Linked DNA regions of Homo sapiens: regions 1 and 3 are each linked to region 2. Evidence: chromatin loops called from intact Hi-C (ENCODE). Cell type or tissue: heart left ventricle. All regions are shown on one strand. Each heading gives the region's core, and the rest is flanking DNA. Links, peaks and the distances in the headings are about the cores only. Region 1 overlaps LOC105375947 (translation initiation factor IF-2-like). Region 2 overlaps DOCK8 (dedicator of cytokinesis 8). Region 3 overlaps KANK1 (KN motif and ankyrin repeat domains 1).

The links. A loop is a pair of places that touch in the nucleus more often than their neighbours do. Peaks named below come from ENCODE experiments on the same cell type or tissue, not always from the same donor. Only the 100,000 strongest peaks of a DNase experiment are listed, where the experiment ranks them.
Region 1: it touches region 2 in a loop (2.1-fold over the local background); 11 of 110 quality-filtered maps call a loop at or near these places.
Region 3: a loop joins it to region 2, with 2.1 times the contacts of the local background. A loop is called at or near these places in 3 of 110 quality-filtered maps.

What each region holds. Positions count from the first base shown.
Region 1 is chr9:491,335-499,488 of GRCh38, forward strand. It overlaps LOC105375947 (translation initiation factor IF-2-like), which reads right to left. Exons shown (of 4, transcript XM_047424276.1): 4 at 7,920-8,154. It also overlaps a transcript of KANK1 not described here. Among named protein-coding and RNA genes, the nearest start is that of KANK1, 9.3 kb to the right of the region's middle. In heart left ventricle, for the core only: no CTCF peak of the experiment used is centred there; no DNase peak of the experiment used is centred there.
Region 2 is chr9:436,551-441,550 of GRCh38, forward strand. DOCK8 (dedicator of cytokinesis 8) reads left to right here. Exons shown (of 48, transcript NM_203447.4): 40 at 2,695-2,838; 41 at 4,736-4,867. Among named protein-coding and RNA genes, the nearest start is that of DOCK8-AS2, 31 kb to the right of the region's middle. In heart left ventricle, for the core only: no CTCF peak of the experiment used is centred there; a DNase peak (open chromatin) is centred at 2,941; H3K27ac peaks cover 1,680 bases.
Region 3 is chr9:543,612-551,765 of GRCh38, forward strand. The region is part of intron 1 of KANK1 (KN motif and ankyrin repeat domains 1); the gene reads left to right. Among named protein-coding and RNA genes, the nearest start is that of KANK1, 43 kb to the left of the region's middle. In heart left ventricle, for the core only: a CTCF peak has its summit at 3,507 (motif pointing left); no DNase peak of the experiment used is centred there; H3K4me3 peaks cover 2,007 bases; H3K27ac peaks cover 3,868 bases.

The DNA of each region.
Region 1 (8,154 bases), core at 1,727-6,726, 57 kb after region 2:
TCAGCTCACTGCAACCTCCGCCTCCCGGGTTCAAGCAATTCTCCTGCCTCAGCCTCCTGAGTAGCTGGGACTACAGGTGTGCATCACCACGCCCAGCTAATTTTTGTATTTTTTAGTAGAGATGGGATTTCACCATGTTGCCCAGGATGCTCTCAATGTCTTGACCTCGTGATCCACCCTCCTCGGCCCCCCAAAGTGCTGGGATTACAGGTGTGAGCCACTGTGCCCGGCCTGGAGTGCAATTTTAAATAGCATGGTGATAGTGGGCCTCTCTGGGGAGGTGACATTTGTGGACAGGAGAGAAAGAAGGAGCATGCTGATTTGGGGCGAGAAAAGGGAAACGTCAAACACAAATCACCTAAAGCAGGAGTGATATGGTTTGGCTGTGTCCCCACCCAAATCTCATCTTGAATTATAACTCCTACAATTCCCACATTTCGTGGAAGGAACCCGGTGGGAGGTAATCAAATCACGGGAGTGGGTCTTTCCCATGCTGTTCTTGTGATAGTGATTAAGTCTCACAAGATCTGATGGTTTTCAAAATGGGAGTTTCCCTACACAAGCCCTCTCTTTGCCTGGTGCCATCCAAGTAAGACGTGAGTTACTTCTCCTTGCCTTCCGCCATGATTTTGAGGCCTCCACAGCTACATGGAACTGTAAGTCTATTGAACTTCTTTCTTTTGTAAATTACCCAATCTTGGGTATGTCTTTATCAACAGTGTGAAAACAGACTAATGCAAGGAACATACCTGGAGTGTTCCAGGAACAGCCAGGAGGCAACGTGGCTGGACAGGAGACAGGGAAGAGGAGAGTAGTAGGAGAAAAGACAGAGTCATTATTGTCATCATAATTGTGACAGAACTCCACAAACCTAACTTCCAGTTTTGAGTCTTAGTTTATTTACTCTGTGACTGTAGGGAAATCCTTAACTGCTTAAATAGAATGATAGTACTTAACTTGCAAAGCATCGATAGTTAGAGATTTATTTCACAAAACTGACTAGAGAGAATCAGTATAGCTTAGCCATGCTGTCGGTACTTACGTGGATAGCTCTGGGTTTATATGCTGATTTACTTACTAGATGTGTGTCCTTGGGCAGGTTACTTAAACCTCTCTGTGCTTCAGGTTTCCTTTCTGTAAAATGAGGCAACTAATAAATGCATCCTTTAGAGCTGTTAAGGGTTGCCTGGACAACTGTGAGGCTGTCTGTGAGAGACAGTCTCACATCACATGCTTAACATAGTGATTGGCATATAGAAAGTACTAAGTAAATATCATTATTTATTATTATTTGAAAAGTTTAAGATTAAATATATTGAAATATGCATTTAAATGTATATTTGAAATATATATTTAATAACCAAAACATGCTTTTGAGAAAAAATATCTTATTGTTATTAATAGTTGTGGCCAGGTGCGGTGTCATATGCCTATAATCCCAGCACTTTGGGAGGCCGAGGCGGGTGGATCACCTGAGGTCGGGAATTCGAGACCAGCCTGACCAACATGGAGAAATCCTGTCTCTACTAAAAATACAAAATTAGCCGGGCGTGGTGACCCTTACCTGTAATCCCAGCTACTCGGGAGGCTGAGGCAGGAGAATCACTTGAACTCAGGAGGCAGAGGTTGCGGTGAGCTGAGATCGTGCCATTGCACTCCAGCCTGGGCGGTCAACAAGAACAAAACTCCGTCTCAAAAAAAAAAAAAAAAAGAAAAGAAAACCAGCTGTGGCCTGGTAGCCGGCCTCCCTGTCTCTGAATATTCACATCCTTGTACAGTCCCTTCCCATATTGTACCAGGGTTGGTTTGTGCGACCATAGAATATGGCAGAAGTGATGGTATGTCACTTCTGAGATTCGGTTATAAAAGACATTGCAGCCACCATCTTGGTCATTCTTTTTGTCTTTCTCTCCATCCCCACTTGGTCTGGAGAAAACCAGCTGCCATGTCATGGGACAGTTCACGTGACAAACCTTTTGCCAGCAACCATGTGAGTTGCTGAGCCTCCTTAGAAGAGTGAAGAAGCCTTCTCAGAAGTGGATCCACCAGCCCTGGTCAAGGTTTCAAATGACAGAAGCCCCCAGTGACATTCTGATTGCAACCTTATCAGAGACTGTGAGCCAGAACCATCCAGTGAAGCAGCTCACTGGATGGTTCTCAGGAACTATGTGAAATGATAAACATTTATAGTCTCATGCTGCTAGTTTTGGGGTAATTTGCTTTTTTTTTTTTTTTTTTGGAGATGGAGTCTAGCTCTGTCTGGAGTGCAGTGGGGTGATCTCGGCTCACTGCAACCTCTACCTCCCAGGCTCAAGCAATTCTCCTGCCTCAGCCTCCCATGTAGCTGGGATTACAGCTACACACCACCACGCCTGGCTAATTTTTGTATTTTAGTAGAGACAGGGTTTCACCATGTCGGCCAGGCTGGTCTTGAACTCCTGACCTCAGGTGATCTGCCCACCTCAGCCTCCCAAAATGCTGGGATTACAGGCATGAGCCACCGCGCCTGGCCGGCAATTTATGTAGCAATAAATACTAATAGTTTACATACATTTTTTTTTCTTTTGAGATGGAGTCTTGCTTTGTTGCCCAGGCTGGAGTGCAATGGTGCGATCTCGGCTCACCACAACTTACACCTCCCGGGTTCAAGCGATTCTCCTGCCTCAGCCTCCTGAGTAGCTGGGATTACAGGTGCACACCGCCATGCCCCACTAATTTTTGTATTTTTAGTAGAGATGGGGTTTCACTATGTTAGCCAGGCTGGTCTGGAACTCCTGACCTCGTGATCCGCCTGCCTTGACCTCCCAAAGTGCTGGGATTACAGGCATGAGCCACCGCACCCAGCAATACATTTTAAGTTTTCATAAACTTTTGAATATAAAGAATTTATTGGGCTCAAGCCCAATTCTATCATTTTTGATCTTTAAAGATCTTCACTGATCCTTGGTAGTTTACAAGCATTCATTTTTTATATAATTGTTATCAGTGTATACATCCTACTTCATATCTGATTTTTCCTCTTAGAATTATTTCATGTATACCAATAGAGTACAAGATTCTTAGCATTTATACTGGCGGTATAGAATTCTCCCCTGTTACTGTGTAACCACGCTACCTCCAATAGTCCCTTTTGTACCTGGTTTGGTCTGTGTGATGATAGAATATAGCAGAAGCAATGGTATATCACTTCTGAGATTAGATTATAAAAGGCATTGTGCTACCATCTTGGTCATTCTAACTTTCTCTCTCTCCCCACTTGCTCTGGGGGAAACCAGCTGCCATGTCATGGGCAGCACTATGGAGCAATACACGTGACAAGCCTTTTGCCAACAACCATGTGAGCTGCTGAGTCTCCTTAGAAGAGCCAAGAAGCCTTCTCAGAAGTGGATCTATACTGGCTGTATAGCATCCTGCCCCGCTACTGTATGTCACACCACCTCAAACAGTCCCTTTTGTTGGAATTTAAATTCCAGTTTTTCAAAATAATAACTGGCACAATAAAAATAGTGCAAATTAGCTGGGCAGTGTAGTGAAAGTTAAATAGATCAGCTCTCTTAGATACATAAAACACAGATAACACAGAAGGGGCAAGTCCTCTTAAAGTACATAGACCGTGAACAAATATTGAACACATGCATTTGTTAAATAAGTGAGCAAATACAAGGCTAACCTAAGACAGCAAGTGCAAAGTAACTAGGTGAACTTACTTGTTTAGATAATAACTTTCTAGAATTCTGTGTGTTTCCTAGAGAAATACAGGAATGACAGCTGACAATAAAGCTTTGGAAAAATCCTGTAAGTAATTGCCTTGGCTCCAAGTATCAAAGCAGAATTTCGGAGAAGGTCCTCCTGCACTAAAGTCATTGTCCCCAGACTATGAGTTTCTGCCTCCTTCTCTTTCAGCATTCTCCTCCCCTCCTCTGGCTGTCCTTTGTCAGACTCTACAATCATGGCTAGAAGAAAAAAGTTGACTTAACCGTTCTTTGTTGAAATTCGGGACTATGTTAGAGATACCAGGTCTCAATCAAATACAGCCTTCAATAAAAGACTCTTACGTAACCAGATCCTATGAGCAGAGAGCCATCGTGCCTCCAACTTAGTTTCTTCAGATTGGCTGGTTTTGGTGCTCAACTTTTGACTTTACCCACCTTCCTGACAAAGTGTTGAGGACCACTAGGTAAGCATGCTATCTTCAACGTTAAAAAAAAAAATCATGATTGAAGGCAGCTGCACTTCATATATCAAGGAGCATTGAATATAACTAACTCTAAAACTTCATCAGGTCATGAGGTTTTATTGACATCAGTGTATTTGGCTTCAGCTGTGATAATCATGTGGCGCAGTCTCTTTTCCTCCCCGCAATGCCTTGCCTCCCTTGGAAGACTCCCTCCACCCCACCCCAGCCCCATTCAGCTTCGTTCAGAAAAACCTTCATTTTTATCTCCCATTAAAGTTTGTCTGATGAAAAGGCTCTGAGGCTCAAATGACAGCTCAGTTGTTTGAAACCTGCTGGGTTAGAGAATGGTGCTATAAGGTTAAGATCAAAAGGTCACCAGGTCAGGGTTTCCTTGCTGAGGAAGAAAAGCTTCAGTGACAGTGACTCAGTGTAAAGTTATCATCACTAGCATAATTAAACACACACACACACACACACACCACAATGCATACACTGTCCCAGCTGGAAGGGGTCAGGGTGGACTTCTGGCTCTGGCCTCCAGCAACCTGGGTTCAAATTCTGCCTCTACCACTTGGCACTGTGGCTTCTTGCAGCTATTTGAACCTCTGTGAGCCCCATTCTTCTTGTCTGCAAACTGTAGATAATAATCATGACTACCTTACAGGAGAAGTAAATTGGTTCAGAGAACACACTTAACTACAGTGCCAAGCATGGAAGTAAGCTCTCAATAAGAATTATTGATTATTAAAACTACATTCTTGGCCAAGTGCAATGACTCACGCATGTAATCCCAGTACTCTAGGAGGCCGAGGCGAGCGGATCACTTGAGGCCAGGAGTTCCAGACCAGCCTGGCCAACAGGGTCAAATCCCATCCCTACTAAAAATACAAAAATTAGCTGGGCATGGTGGCACATATGCCTGTATGTGCCAGCTACTCGGGAGGCTGAGGTGGAAGAATTGCTTGAACTTGAGAGGTGGACGTTGCAGTGAGCTGAGATCGTGCCACTGCACTCCAGCCTGGACAACAGAGCAAGACTCCATCTCAAAATAAATAAATACATAAATAAATTCATAAATAAATAAATGAAAGAAATAAAATTATATTCTTGTTTTAGTTATAACAACATTTTATATGTCTCTCAAGCCAAAGTCTAATAGCATTACAAGTTGTTTTTGCACATGTATCATCTCCCTTTAAAGGACAGATAGTTTCTTGGGATTATTCTTATTTTTGTCCTTTATGAAGCCTAACCCAGCACTTTCAGCACAGCAGGCCTTCAATAAATATTTGGTAAATAAATAAATAAATGTTCTAAATAAAGTGGATCTGCAGGGACAGGTTTGTACACATAATCCCTCTACTTAGGATCCTAGTAGAATGACATACACATTCTGAATGCTCTATAAATATTTTATAATAGTAACAATGATATAATAATTATAATTATGAATGAAGATTACTCTTAGCTCAATTTCCTGAACTAGAATTATGTCCTTCAGCCACGGAGAAAATGTATTCATACAGGGTTCCAGCTTAATGTAAACAGAATTGTAACTTGATTTTTAAAATAACTAAAGCAAATGAACCAATGTGTCCTTTCCTTTCCTTTCAAACAGTTGTTTCCAGGAACCAGAAGTGTGGGGCTATCATATGCAAGTTGTGATAAATTAGGTCTTTTCCTTCAACATTTAGTCTCAAAAAAAAGAAAAAAAGGAAAAGAAGACTCCTTAAGGGCAGTATGACCATGGGCAAGGGTGAGGGAACACACAGCTTTCCTTAGTAAATCTCAAGCCTCCAAGGTTGGCGTTGGAAAGGATCTGCAGGTAGCAAATCCAGCTGTCCCACTGTGCACGCCCTCCCCAGTTCACCTTTTCTCTGAGGGAGACTCATTGGTGCTCAGGTATGCATGTGACTCTTCACACACACACACACACTCACACTCACACTCTTGCCACCATGACTTCCATTTAATGTTCAAGAATTCTTCTCTCACAGCTCTGTAAAATATTTGAGAAGGACAAAAACTTTCAAAAAACCCTTAATTATAACTGTAGTATATAACCATTTTTTTAAATGAAATTAAGGAGAGTATAAATTGGAAGGCTGAGGTGGGCAGATTGCTTGAGCTCAGGAGTTTGAGATCAGCCTGGGAAACATGGCAAAACCTGTCTTGACAAAAAATACAAAAAATTAGCCAGGCGTGGTGGCGTGTGCCTGTGGTCCCAGCTACTTGGGAAGCGGAGGTAGGAGGATCAGTTGAGCCCGGGAGGTCAAGGGTGCAGTGAGCCGTGATTGTGCCACTGCACTCCAGCCTGGGCGACAGAGTGAGACCCTGTATTAACCCCCCACACACACACACCCACACACACAAGAGTATAAAGAAGAAAATTACTTCTAGGGACCACCCCAGTTCCATCCGTCCCAAAGGTCTGGTATGACTTCGGGGATCTCTCGCTGGGGTGTCTTCCTTGCTCCCTCCTGACTTGCTTCCTTGCTGCCATATACCCTCTTAGGCCCTGATGGGAAACTCAGGGCACGAGATTTCTACCTGCAGCATACCCAAGGCTCATTCTGATCCAACTTACTCTGTGAGGTTTGATCCTTACTGCAACTTAATGAAAGAGGCACAGGTAGGTATTACTGCCATTTTACAGACAAGAAACTTGAGGCTTGGGGAGATTCAACAGTTGGGCTATTGCTATTTGCACACAATTCCAAGTATTTAGCAGATAACTAATTGCACCACACGAAGGTCTACTACAGAAATGGGCTGATGGGGTGAAACTCGGAACCAGGGCAGATGCTCTTTAACTACAAAGCTTGTATAACGCGTGGTCATGTTCAGTATTAATACTAGATTAGCTTAACTGAATTCTGAGACAATGGACACAAGACAAATTAGATTTGATGAGAAAGGAGGGAGAGGAAAGGTTCTAAACATGGGCATGCTGTCAGTAGGATAGTCCTCCTTGTGACCCACAACTGACAGAATGGAGGAAAATATTTTAAATCATATATCAGATAAAGACTAGTATCACTTATCAGATATGAATAAAGACTTCTTACAATTCAATAATAAAAAGACACATAATCTAATTTAACAATAGACAAAAGATGTGAATGGACATTTCTCCAAAGAAAATATACAAATGGCCAATACGAATTCTCAACATAATTAGTCTTAGAGAAAAGCAAATTAAAGCCACAGTGAGATACTACTTCATAGCCACTAGGATATCTATAATCAAAAAGAGGATAACAACAACTGTTGGCAAAGATTTGGAGAAATTAGGACCCTTATACATTGTTAACAGGAATCTAAAAGTGTATAGCTACTTTGGAAAACAGTTTGGTAGTTCCTCAAAAAGTTGAACATGGAGTTGGCTGGGCGAGGTGGCTCACGCCTTTAATCCCAGCACTTTGGGAGGCCGAGGAGGGTGGATCACGAGGTCAGGAGATCAAGACCATCCTGGCCAGCACAGTGGAACCCTGTCTCTACTAAAAATAAAAAAAAATTAGCCAGGCGTGGTGGCGAGCGCCTGTAGTCCCAGCTACTCGGGAGGCTGAGGCAGGAGAATGGCATGAACCTGGGAGGCGGAGCTTGCAGTGAGCCGAGATCACACCACTGCACTCCAACCTGGGCAACAGAGCAAGACTCTGTCTCAAAAAAAAAAAAAAAGTTAAACGCAGAGTTATCATATGACCAAGAAATTCCATTCCTAGATACATACCTAAGAGAGAGGAAAACATGTTTATTCAAAAACATGCACTTGAATATTCATAGCAGCATTATTAATAATAGCCCAAAGTGGAACAACCTCAGTGTCCATCAAAGGATGAATGGATAAACAAAATGTGGTACATCCACACAATAGAATATTGTCCAGCAATAAAAAGGAAAGATGTACAGAAGCCCCAGGAGCCACAGCCCCAGATGAAGCTGGCATCCCTGGGCCCAATTCCTGCTGCCACAGT
Region 2 (5,000 bases), core at 1-5,000:
TTTATCACTTAAATATCAATTGCATTTCATTATTGACTTTTATATTTAGTAAGCCTTACTGTTCTAATTTTACCTAGAATTCAGTTGATTTGCTAATAATGACATGCCAAAGTGAATCATTATTACACAATCAACAGAAATATTCCACATTATTCCGACATGGGGGCATACAGCTCTATCTGTTCACATATATTTATCCATTGATTCCTTCTTTTAGAGAATATTTATTGAATACTTATTCTGTCCTCATGAACGTTACATTCTAACCAGAGAGACGTAATATAACTAATTATTCCAATCTTTGTTCAGTTATAATTATGAGAAATACTGTTATAAAGAGGCACAAGATATTGTGAGCATTTATGGTCCAGGCCCTGTGGGTCAGGGAAGGGTGAAGAAGGTGAAAAGGAAGGCAGAAGAAACTGAAGTGTGAGGGCTTCTTGATGTAGAGGAGGCAATGAGTTAGGTGTTGTCAGCTACAGAAGAGAAGCCAAATTATATTAATGTGTATGAGTGAATTCTTACTTCTCTCAAATGGGACATACCAAATCAATTTGGAAATGTAGCTGGCAAGTGAAAGGACACCCAACCCAGACTGACAGAAGGTAAAAATGGAATTTATCAGCCCGTCTGAGGAATGTGAGCCTGGAGTAGCACCTGCCATACTGGACCTAGGGGCCCAAACAATGTCAGCAGAGCTCACTGTCATCACCACTTCCCATCTCTGCCATCTGTTGTGTCAGCTTCATTCTTCACAGGCTTCCCACACCACAGTTTAGGTTTACATCTCTAGGTTCAAGTCTAGGAGAGAAGAGAGATGCCTCCTTTCTAGCAGTTGCAGAGAAAGCCTCAGTGCATCTTACTGATCCTGTCTGAACATCTGATCCTGTGCTCATCCCTGAACCAGCCATACTGGCCAGAGAAATGGAGTGCTCTGATTTACTGACCCCGGGTCATGGGTCCACACCTGGAATTATGGGTGATTTCTTCCCCTAAATCAGGATGCCTTACTTTATAGAAGGAGGAAAGAATTCTAGACAGCATTAACAACAGATGTCCAGTGTTGATTTTGCAAATGCTCTGTGCTTTAATTTTCAACCTTGTTCTGCTCCAATGAAATAGAGCTTTTGGAAAAGATTTATAAACTAGAGATAAATAAATATGTGCAAGGAAAATAACTTTGAGGTCACTGAATTCCAGGAAACTGAGATCACTGAAATTCTGTGTCCCAGAGTGCAATATTTATTTCACAACTGTAGATACGGACACATTCTTAGATACTGCTGTTACTTGTACCTCCCTGATCCTGAAGCCAAGAAAGTCTGCAGAATCCTTTTCCTCTGACTACAGCTAATGAGGCTACATAGCTTCAAATCTGTTCCTCTAATGTGGAAAATTGCATACATTCTAATAGTATTAGTATCTTGGGTTATTAAATGCTTTCAACTGAATTTCTTGGATCTTCTGTTGTCACAGAAACATCATAATACATAGGGCAGGTTTGGAAGAAAGACTGGCCACAAAGGCTTTGAGAGCCTCCTCCTATATTCCTAAAACTACGTTACAGTATTGCATGTGAAGAGATAGGGCTATCTATGACAACTATGTCCTGACTGATTGCTAAGGTTGATTCACATGATCTTGCTAACCAGGCCAGAAGGCAGACAGCTTTTAGTTCACAAGCCAACTCTGATCAGTTAGTAGTGGCTGACTGGAGAACTATGCTTAAGAATTTCGAGACTATGTCCAAGCTCTGGGGAAAAAGTGCTACAGTTGATTAGTTATGCCTGCCATGATTACAGCAATAGGAAGGAGTGGCATGTGTGCCACCTGTTTGTAATCCCTAAACTGGGAAGGTTTCCCATTTCTTCTGTTTTTCATATGCATTTCTTCCATAGCTGTGAGCTAGGAAGAAAATGATTCTTGACCTGTCACATATTCACTGCCAGGGCCAGTGCTAGGGTGAAGAGGCACTCACCCTCAGGGTCGAGCGGGTACAAGATCAGTACTTCCATGGCCCTAAAAGCGAGTACCTCTCTAAATTTTGTCTTGGGTTTCTCATTTGGTTCACCCCAACCATGGTCTCTGCATGCTCTGCTAGAGGCTCTAAACGCAATAGTTTATGTAAAGGAAACAAATGCATGGAAACAAAATGTTCAGGAAGAACAAAAACACACACACAGTAACTGCTGCAATGCCATGAAAACTTCCTTAATGAAGACAGCCTCGCTTGCTGTTGTCGTATGTCATGGCTGTTTATCTGAGTCAACTCCAGAGTAGCAACATACTTCAGAAAAACACCACTGTAAGTCAGAGGTCCACTCGGTGAAACAGGGAGCCTAGTTAATGTTAATTGGGTCTTTGCCTTTTGAAAACCAGGACACCAGCCCTATGTCCCTTAGGGTTGTTTCACTAAAGTAACTCAGCTGTTGTGACATTGAGGTAAGTGTCCTTTATACAAAATCTCCTAATGGTTAAAAAGAAAAACGTGAGGTTTGAAGACCAGTTGCTCAGTGCGCCTCTTCTAAATGAATGGCAGACAGATACTCTCGGGGTAGAATTACAGACCTAGTTTAGTCACGGTCTTGGTAAGGATCTGCACACCAGCTTCCTCGTTTCCCCATTCGGGGTTCCTGTGGTCTCTTACTAGTCTGGTCGCCCTGTTCTCCAGGCTTATACTGTGGTCTCTTTCAGAATATTTCTTCCAATGTGCTGGAGGAGTCTGTGGTCTCTGAGGACACCCTGTCACCTGACGAGGATGGGGTGTGCGCAGGCCAGTACTTCACCGAGAGTGGCCTGGTAGGCCTCCTGGAGCAGGCCGCGGAGCTCTTCAGCACGGTCAGTGCCCAGAGGGCATCCCGGGGCCTGGCCTCCCATACTCCAGCTGGACTTGGGGTGCTGGGAACACCTGGTCTTAATGGCCCAGTCAGCCCCACTTCCCGAGGACACGTGCCAGGGTGTGCGGGGCAGGGGATGGGCCCGGGGAGGACTTTGATGTATGCAAATTGCATGAGCTTCCCAAGGGAGCTGAGATAACCTTTCATCACAGTGCCGATCTGAGCTTCACTGTATGCTCATTGGTTGGGCAGCAGTTTCACAGTATTATTTCTATTTAATAGGGGTGGAACTAAGCCACAGAGAGGTGAAATGGCCTGCCCAGGGTTACACAATAAATGATGAGGCATGTTTTCACTCCCTCGTTTTTCCTCTCAGAGAGAAAAAAATTAGGGAGGAACCACTGGGAGGAGAGAGGAGGAATACACAGACAGTGTCTTCCCTCCTAGCCACTGTGCAGTCTGAAGGACCATCACAGACCAGGACCAGCTTACAGAAATGTGGGCACAGAAACCACTGAGACTCCTCTGGTTAACGTAATCTGGATCTAAACACTCCTAGTATATATACTAGAAAAATATATAGAGAGATGAAGTCATTGAGATTCAGGGCAAAGAGGAAACACTCTTGTCTATTTTCTTTTCTTTTTTTGAGACAGAGTCTAGCTCTGTCGCCCAGGCTGGAATGCAGTGGTGCAATCATGGCTCACTGCAGCCTCTACCTCCAGGGTTCAAGCAACTCTCCTGCCTCAGCCTCATGAGTAGCTGGGATTACAGGTGTGCACCACCACACTCGGCCAATTTTTTGTATTTTTAGAGGAGACAGGATTTCACCCTGTTGGCCAGGCTGGTCTCAAACTCCTGGCCTCAAGTGATCTGCCCATCTTGGCCTCCCAAAGTGCTGGAACTACAGGTGTGAGCCACCACGCCCAACTTGTTTTCATTTTAATAATCTCCCTCCTCCTTTACATTTTAAGCCAAGAAAGTATTCAGTACTTTACTATATTTAGCTGACCCAATTTTGTTTTCATCTATACTATACTCATCCTTATTTTCCAGTTTTTATTTCCAAGTTTCCTCTCTACAATTTTATTTATTTTAATTATTGTTTTAACTGTCTTCTCTCTATTCTTGCTTTCCTTTTCAAGATTCAGAAAATGTCTAATATACTCTCATTTTTCCTCAAACTCAACAAAATGAATTAGAATCCTACTAACTCTTTGGAGGCATACATTTAGCATCTGGCTAGAGGAGGACCTCTGATGAAATTTAAATATACTAAAACTGCCTTTCTGAATTGCTGTTAGTCCCTGCTACCAAACTTCTCTCCTGTTTTTTCTTTTCGTTTTGTTTTGTTTTTGTTTTTGTTTTTGAGGCAGCGTCTTGCCTTGTCACCCAGGCTGGAGTGCAGTGATGCAGCCTTGGCTCACTACAGCCTTGACCTCCTGGGCTCAGCCTCCCACCTCAACCGCCCAAGTAGCTGAGGCTACAGGAGCATGCTACCACACCTGGCTGATTTTTTAATTTTTTTGCAGAGATGGGGTCTCCCTATGGTGTCTAGGATGATCTGAACTTCTGGGTTCAAGTGATCCTCCTGCCTCAGCCTCCCAAAGTGCTGGGATTACAGGCATGAGCCACTGCACTCAGCCAGTATTTTTTTTTCCCCCGAAAGCTCTTCTCCTTACTTATCGCCATACAGGACTACTTAGCGAGGTGTCTAGTTCAGTTTGAAGGCTACCACTGTCCCAAAAGTGCTCAGATACCCCTTCTTGCCCTGTGAAATACTGTGATACAACAATAAATTCACTCTCCAGCACATTGTTTGGACAATGACCTCTGGTTGCTCTTCTTAAGTTTCCAGTGGATTAAATTCTCTCTGATGCTCTTCTCCTCTTTCCAAGGGAGGCTTATATGAGACAGTTAATGAGGTCTACAAGCTGGTCATCCCCATCCTAGAAGCGCATCGAGAATTCCGGAAGCTGACACTCACTCACAGCAAGCTGCAGAGAGCCTTCGACAGCATCGTTAACAAGGTAGCCGGGGAGCCTGGCTGGCAGGTCTTGTTACCTGGTGGCAGGCGACCCTGTCCTACAGATGCTTAGCCATCCTTCCTCTCCAGGGAGTGATTTATCTTTAGCACATTGCTTTTGCTCTCACCTGTCAAAC
Region 3 (8,154 bases), core at 1,244-6,243, 110 kb after region 2:
CTGCGTGTTTGTCCTTCTACGGAAGTCAGTACAGATCTCAATGACTTGTTCTCATTTCACCAGAAAATGACCATTGTGCATTATGCTGTCAGTGCAGATGGAAAACTAGCAGCAGTTTACAAAGTTTCCACTTGAAAAAACATAACTCTAATTGATTTAAAAAAGTAGTTGATTGTTGCAAGACTTGACATTTCTCTAGTTAATTTCTATGCCTGTTGTTTTGCCCCTTACCGTCTTCAAAATCTGAATCCAAATCCAGGGCTTCTCTATTAGGAGGCTCCATATCATATCTCTTTAATCCTGATAATTTCTCAGTTTTTTGTTTCCTACCTACCTGGCTATTTTCTTACGCTATCTTTATTTGCTTAGTAAATATAACATTTCATGTTCTATTTTATTTTATTTTATTTTATTATTTTATTTTTTATTTTTGAGACAATGTTCTGTTGCCCAGGCTGGAGTGCAGTGGCATGACCATGGCTCACTGCAACCTCCATCTCCTAGGCTCAAGTGATCTTCCCACCTCAGCCTCCTGAGTAGCTGGGACCACAGGTGTGCACCACCATACCCGGCTAATTTTTTTATTTTTTGTAGAGACAGGGTTTTGCCATGTTGCCCAGACTGGTCTCGAACTCCTGGAATCAAGCAAGCCACCCCCCACTTGGCCTCCCGAAGTGCTAGGAGTACAGGCAAGAGCCACTGCACCTGGCCCTGTTAACTTCTTATGTCATTTCCCCACTTTAATATATTTGAGGGCTAGTTCTGTGTCATGTATGTATTTTAACATCACTACCGCATCTGGTGCAGAGAGGGGCATTCTGTAGTCTTCGTACTTCTTATCTTCACTATTGCTGATGAGCCATAACAAATTTGAGATGAGCAATTAATAGATGGACCGGCCAACAAACACTATGTGGAGGAATAAGTGAGGCCAAAGCTGATGGATGATGCAAAGTGAGGACGTAACATATTTCGCTGGGGAACCAGACAGATATGCAGAGTAAGCGCTCTGATAGGGGAAGTACGGGCTGTTATGGGCGCTTCATACTGGGAACATTAATGGGAGGTGGAGGTCGTAGTTGAAGCTGAAACCTGTTGGGTGAGGTGGAGTTCGCCAGGTGAAGTGGTAGACTTGGGGAAGAGGAGAGGAGGGGGAGCATCCTGTGTTTAGAACCAAAGAGAGTTTAGTGTGTGATTATTGGGTGGGGGTGGGAGGGTAGGTCATAAAGGGCCTGGTAAACTGTTAAGAAATTTTAAACTTTATCTCAAGAGTTGTGGGAAATCACTGGCAAGTTTTAAGTTGGTAGGTGAAGTGCTGGCTGGAGGAATCCCTCCAGCTTGGGTATGTGAGGATGGCCTGAGAACGGAGGCACCTGCAGTAATCCCCCAGTGAGAGACACTGTAGCCTGAGCTGACCTTGGGGCTAGAAAAAGGGGACAAATGGCGGCTGAGGAGGAGAATCTCTGTGAGTTGATTGAATGGGGAGAGGCAAACATCAAGCCCAGTGCCCAGACTTCTGGGAGGATCTGGCTGCTACTCAGTATGGCGGTTGAGGAGGAGAATCTCTGTGAGTTGATTGAATGGGGAGAGGCAAACATCAAGCCCAGTGCCCAGACTTCTGGGAGGATCTGGCTGCTACTCAGTGAAAGGAAGCCTGGGAGGTTTGGGAGGGCAGATGGATGAGCTCATTTATGGACAGATTGAGTTCAAGCATCTACAGATCATTGAAGGGGAAATGTGAGCTTGAACCCTGCATTTGAAGTTCAGAAAAGAGAAAGAGCAGAATGAATTGAGTTCTGGGAGTCTTTCCCATGTGGATAGTAACTGCAGCGGATGAGGTGATAAGATCACCTAGTTAGAGGTGGGGGAGCAGAAGAGGGCTTAGGGCAGAACTCTGAAGAGCAACCTGCAAAGGAGACTGAGGAGGAATGGACAGAAAGGGTGGAGGAAATCTTCATGGGTGCTTTTCAAGGAGGCAGTGGTTACCAGCATTAGCTCCTGCAGAGCCAAGAGAATTGAGTCATTTTGCTGGGCTTAGCAACAAGAACTTTCAGGGACTTCATGGCAGCGTGACAGCATATGGAGATGCAGTACTGTTGGCCTGTACAGAGCCTTTTTTTTTTTTTTTTTTTTTTTTTTTAAATTCCCTGAGATGTAGTCTCGCTGCTCTGTCGCCCAGGATGGAGCGCAGTGACTCGATCTCGGCTCACTGCAACCTCTGCCTCACGGGTTCAGGTGATTCTTCTGCCTCAGCCTCCCAAGTAGCTGGGATTACAGGCATGCACCACCATGCCCGGCTAATTTTTTTGTATTTTTAGTAGAGACAGGGTTTTGCTATGTTGGCCAGGCTGGTCTCGAACTCCTGACCTCAAGTGATCCACCCGCCTTGGCCTCCAAAGTGCTGGGATTACAGGTGTGAGCCACCACACCCTGCCAGTACAGAGCCTTTGAAGACATTAGAAAATGTGTGCCTTTCTGGATGGACACAGTCCCTGGCTTGGTGAGTGGACCGTGCATGGGACTTCAGCTCTTATGTGCCACCTTAGCTGGGTGCACTTGTTTAGTGTGCAGAATACACCTTCCATGCGTGGTGGCCTAGGATATATCTGCACTTCTCAATCGAAGGCAATGTTGCCTCCCAGGGAATATTTGGCAATATCCGAAGAAATTTATGATTGTTATAGCTGAATCAGAGAGGGTAGGTGCTACTGTCATCTAGTGTGTAAAGGCCAGAGATGCTGCTAAACACTCTGCAGTGTCCAGGACAACCCCTGACAACAAAGAATTATCCAGCCCCAAACACCAGTTGTGCTGAGAAACGCTGGTGTCTGTGACCCTTTCAGGCTCATGGGAAAAGGCGGTCAGAGAGGGTGATAGCTGGAGGTGGGTGGACCTGAGAACAGGCTCCTTACATACTTTGCTGCAGTCTCATTTGCTTGTGGCAGTTTTCACCTTGCCTCTCCTACCTCTCTACCATAGAACTCTTACTCATCATGTTATAGGTTTTCATTTGTTTATTCTTATGTAGCCATTTTCACTATTCCCTCTCCCACCCCCACTCCCCCAAGCAGTAAATTCTGTAATGCAAGGCAATCTTGTGTCCTTATTTCTGTTTCTGGGCACACTGTAAAACATCTGTATTTTAATAGTATCTGTCAGGAAATTCTATTTTGGCAACCAAGTACGGGCTAATCTAAAGTAGCCCATACTTGAGTGCTATGTTGATAAGGCTCTAATGCATAGTTAGCCCCTTGACTGTCAGGCTTGGAAAAAAGACAGGAAGTATTCCTTGTCTTTGGAAATGAGCCTACTCTGGCTTTGGGAAGGAAAGAGTACAAATGGTTCTCACCAGATAGGGTTGCAGCAGCTCTCCCAGCATTTTGGGAACAAATCAGGTCATTATCTCAACAATGTCAAAATTGTGTTCCCAGATCGGTTGTTGTTTGAAACATTTGGGGCTGATGCGGAGGAGGAGAATTAATTAGCAGCTCCCTCTGTTGGTGTTCTTTTTCAGCCTTCTCACATTGCAGCACGAGAGTCCCTTAGACATGCTGGCTGCTCATTTGATAATCTGTGTTTTGCTCAGTACAAAAGGTTGCTGGCTAAGTTTTGTGAGCCCCTCTAACGTCAGGCTGGCAGTATCTTGGGTTCAATTAACAAGAAAGTCTACAGTAACATTTTGTCAATGGGGAAGGACTTGAATTCACAGAACTGTCTCGGAAAGCCCTGGGTAAGTTTGAAGAGCAAAGTTGCCTTTTCTGTTTTCAGAAATATTTTACCCCGCAACGATGTGTAAATCTAAAGCCTGTGCAAGAATGAAAACGAGCTTGAGTATTAAGATTTGGCACAGTGTGTGCAAGCAATGAGACTGGGTTAAAAACAGGAAGTGTCTTAATTTAAAGATGGTGATGGGGAGACGGATTAAAATAAACTGCTGGCCATGTTGAATCTGAGATAGGCAAGCCTTGGTTGTGGGCACATTCCCTTCTGAATTACTCTATGCAGATATATTTTAGGCCTCTTTCTATTAAATTGTCTTTCACATGGTTTCAAAGATAGGGCTAGTGATAAGAATTCTCTTCCTGCATGGTGGGTACCATTATATAAACGGTATGAGCATGCTTTTCTTGTGTCTCTGTATAACTGCTTGGTCTGGCACTCCACAAAATAGTAAAACACATTTCTGCAGTGGACTAGCCCATGCTGTGAAAGAGGAAGGTGGTGGTGGACAAAAAGTGGTAAGTTTTAGGCTGAAGGATGTTGATGTTAAACTTTATTTCTGATTATGGCAGTCTTTCATCATGTAATTTAAGAAGCCTGAGATCATCTGACTTTTTTTTATGTTTTTTTTCTTTAGGACTGCAGGAAGTGTTGATAAACATCTGTTTAAGTTGTCTATACCATGAAATCCATAATCTTCCTTCATAACTATGATAGCATATGGTTTTCTATAGTTAGGAAAACTATTTCTCATGTATTTCATGGTTTGGCCAAATCCTTTTATTACATTAGTACTAAAAAATTCCTTAGGATTTCTAGAGAAAATAATATGTATTATGGATAAATAAGGGAAAGTAAGATAATTCTTAAACCTTAGTATCAGCAGTCATTCTAAACCACATTACACATCTTCAGTAAAAGTGGTTACAAAAGATTTTTCTCACTTCAAAAGATCCGCCAGGGAAGAGTCCCAGCTTTTTCTTGGTGTTATTTTAGGTATTAACTCAGGAGGGCTTCCTGAAGGTTTGTCAGTGAGATAGTTGGGGGGTTCCTGAGCTTTTTATTGTTGTACGTGAACTTGGTACTTACTTCTTTGGCTTTTAAACTCTCAGCAGCACGTACAGATGCCCTCACATGCTTTCTGGGATGACTTTAACGCTAAATAGCAGGGGTGTTTCTCAAGAATGTTTAAGAAAAGAAAGCAGACATTTGTTTGCACAAACAGATATTTGTGACTTCTGTGAAAAAATTCCAATAGTTGTAATATAGGAAATTTTTATAAACAAACACCCCTACCAACTAACCCATCGTGTATTTTTATGTGTGTATAGAAAAAATGAAAGGATATACTAAAATGTTAATTGCATAGTTTCTCTGGGAATTGAATTTAATTAAAATTTTTTTATCAAGATTTTTAAAGTTTTATAATGACCACGTTATGTTTATGTAATAAAAATAAAATAGAGGCTAGGCACAGTGGCTCACACCTGTAATCCCAGCACTTTGGGAGGCTGAGATGGGAGGATTGCTTGAGTCCAGGAGTTCGAGACCAGCCTGGGCAGCATAGTAACACCCTATCTTTATTTTTAAAAAATAAAATAAGAGAGGGGGACAATAAATGCAAATATATAAATGACAGAAATTTTATGGTCTGGTCAAAGAACTATCATTGCATGAAATTATAGATATGGTCATGTAAGGTTACCTTTTTTCATTATAATTCCACCAATAATTCTAAAGTTTCTTTTCTTTTTTTTTTTCTACTTCTTCCACAGAAAAACAGGACAAAGAAACCTGTGTGAATTTTCAGCTTTTCACCTTCTCTGATTTTATTTCTTCCTCACTCTTCCTTTGACAGTCCTCGCAGTCCGCCTGAGAGAGTAGAGAAGACCCCCTCCCAGAACCTTCCTGTAAGGTCTCCCCGCTGACTTCCTGTAGTGGATGTGACTGTGTGCCAGGTGCCTGCCGAAGACCCCTGTCACTGACTGTGCCCTTTGGGAAAGAGTCAACAATGGCCTCCTCCTATGGCTGACTTCGTTCATGTTCAGGCTCTCCAGCTTGCTAGTGAGAATTGCCAAGGATTGGTTCATGGCAGGATAGAACTAAACTGATAGATGAAAGCTCCACAGTGCTTCAAGACGGGGTCCCGTTCATGTTAAGCAGTTTTCCTTCCTTCAAAATAAAAAACTAGCAGTCCTTAGGGAGGACAGTTTTTTCCTTCCTTTTCCTATTCTGGCTCCAACAGCTGTCTCAACACAGCCCGAGATGGGGAGCAGCCTGGCTTCCACCGGCAATAGCTGTATTGTGGGAGTGTGAAAGAGAAGCCACCTTTTCCTCCCTCTGCCCAAGCCACCTGGCCCCTTTGTCCTTTCTCCTCCTCGTCCTCTGAGGTATGAGTGGCTGTGACTGTATGACATAGGAACTATGAAGCGGGGTGAGGGGACGGTTTGGTGCGTAAATCCTCACGCAGGTGGCGGTTATTGTCTGTGTGGAGGAAATAAGCCCGGTTCTTCCTGGGACTGCTTTCATTTCCCTCTAGCTTCCAGAGGGTAAAATGAACCTTAATGGAGGTTGGGGGGTGGCACGCACAAAGTCCTGGGTTGAGGGGGCAGTGGTCAGAAAGTTCCCTAGGGTAATATACAAAGGAGAATTAACACTGGGGACACTGAGGTGGGTTTTGGTCCTTTCCACATAACTGACACCTTTCAAAGCAAGGACTTGCTTTCTCGTGAGGAATGTCAGCAGTCGCAACACCACTGGGTTGGATGCAGGATAATTATTCAGAATCACGAGTTACCTGTTTGCAAGCAATCACATTGCAGGTGGGATAAATAAGCAGACAGTCTGTGGTAGGTTCCCCCACCCCAACCGCCTCCCCTCCCCCCAGGGATACTGTAATTTTAAGTATTGTTTTGGATATTGGTAATTCTAAAGCTCCAATCTTAACTGGGTTTTATGAAAGCCGTTATAGGGTGTTTATTACCAAAAAAACCTCCTTCTTATTTAATAATACAGTGCCTAGCCACTCCTTTTTCCCTGCATCCGTACATGAAGCCTGATTGCAGATCTCGAACAGTATATTTCTTTGAGCTAAACAGCAAGAACAGATAAGGTATCTTATCAAAACACCACGCCAGGTGGCGTGGCTCACAGCTATAATCCCAGCAATTTGGGAAGCTGAGGTGGGAGGATTGGTTGAGGTCAGGAGTTTGAGGCCGCAATGAGTTATCGCGCCACTGCACTCCAGCCTCAGCAACAGAGGGAGACCCTGTCTCTAATAAAACAAAAACATTACACCATTGTCAGAAAGTGATTTGTTCTTCTTTGTTGGATTAAATTCTCTCACGTGCAAGGTAGTGGCCAGCAGCCTAAGAAGATACACAAGCTCTTCACTGTAGATGTTTGGCGGTGTGGGAGTTACAAGGTTAATTATGAGCGTAAGGCCCAGGCATCTTTTCTTCCTAACAATTTCATTTCATCCTATTTCTTTTTCCATTCTTTCTCCGAACTGTCTATACTTTATTAAAGTCTTCTTTTTCCCAGACTCCAGAATAATTTCCTGTGATATGTTTTAGCAGTTTCTCCAGGAAAAGGCTCCAGGAGTCTTTAAATCCAGCCCTCTTTCTGCTGTATCTTTGTGCCTCACATCTTGAGAGAAGTTGAGTGGTAGAAAGTAAAGGAAAGCAGAAAAAGAGATGGGTCAGGGAGGAAAGCCAAGATGGAAAATGGATGGGAATGAATGAGGAACATGATGTGGGTTGGGGTGTCAATTCATGGTTAATACAACATGTGTGGCTCAGTATAACCAGATTGTCATAAGAAGCTCAGGCAGCTCTCCCCCTCTGTTGCCTGGGGCTTTTCGCAGTTACAATAAAAGTGGAAAGATGAAGAATAAGGGCAAGCAGAAGACACACACATTTGCCTGTTTCCCTCTTTTTGTCCAGATTGAGTAGATGGGAGGCAGGGCTGTTACCCATGATGGTGTTTCATACCAGAGTCAATCTACTAGTTTGCTTGGTTTTATAGGCGTGATTCCCAAATTTTGAATCTGAAGTTAGCTGTCAGTTTAAATTCAGAGGGTCCGCAGTTGTTTTTCAGGTTTTTCTTGATTCTGCCTTTGGAAACCAGGAAGATGTTGAATTTACTTTTCATCTGACAATATTGCACATCTGTGAACCCAACTGATCTGAAAGTGTTTACCTCTTAACTCTGTGAAGTTAGCTGGTTATTCTGGATGGCTGGGACAATGGTGAGGACCGTTTATAATGGTTACTCTCACCTGTGCTCCAGACGCTCCACTTGGTGCTAGAAATACAGCAGTGAACAGACATGGTTCTTGCCTCCACACAGCTTGCAGTTTAGTAGGGCAGACTGACGACATTAAAAAGATACCATCGGTGTTGTTATAATGGTGATAAGAGTTACAAAATAAGG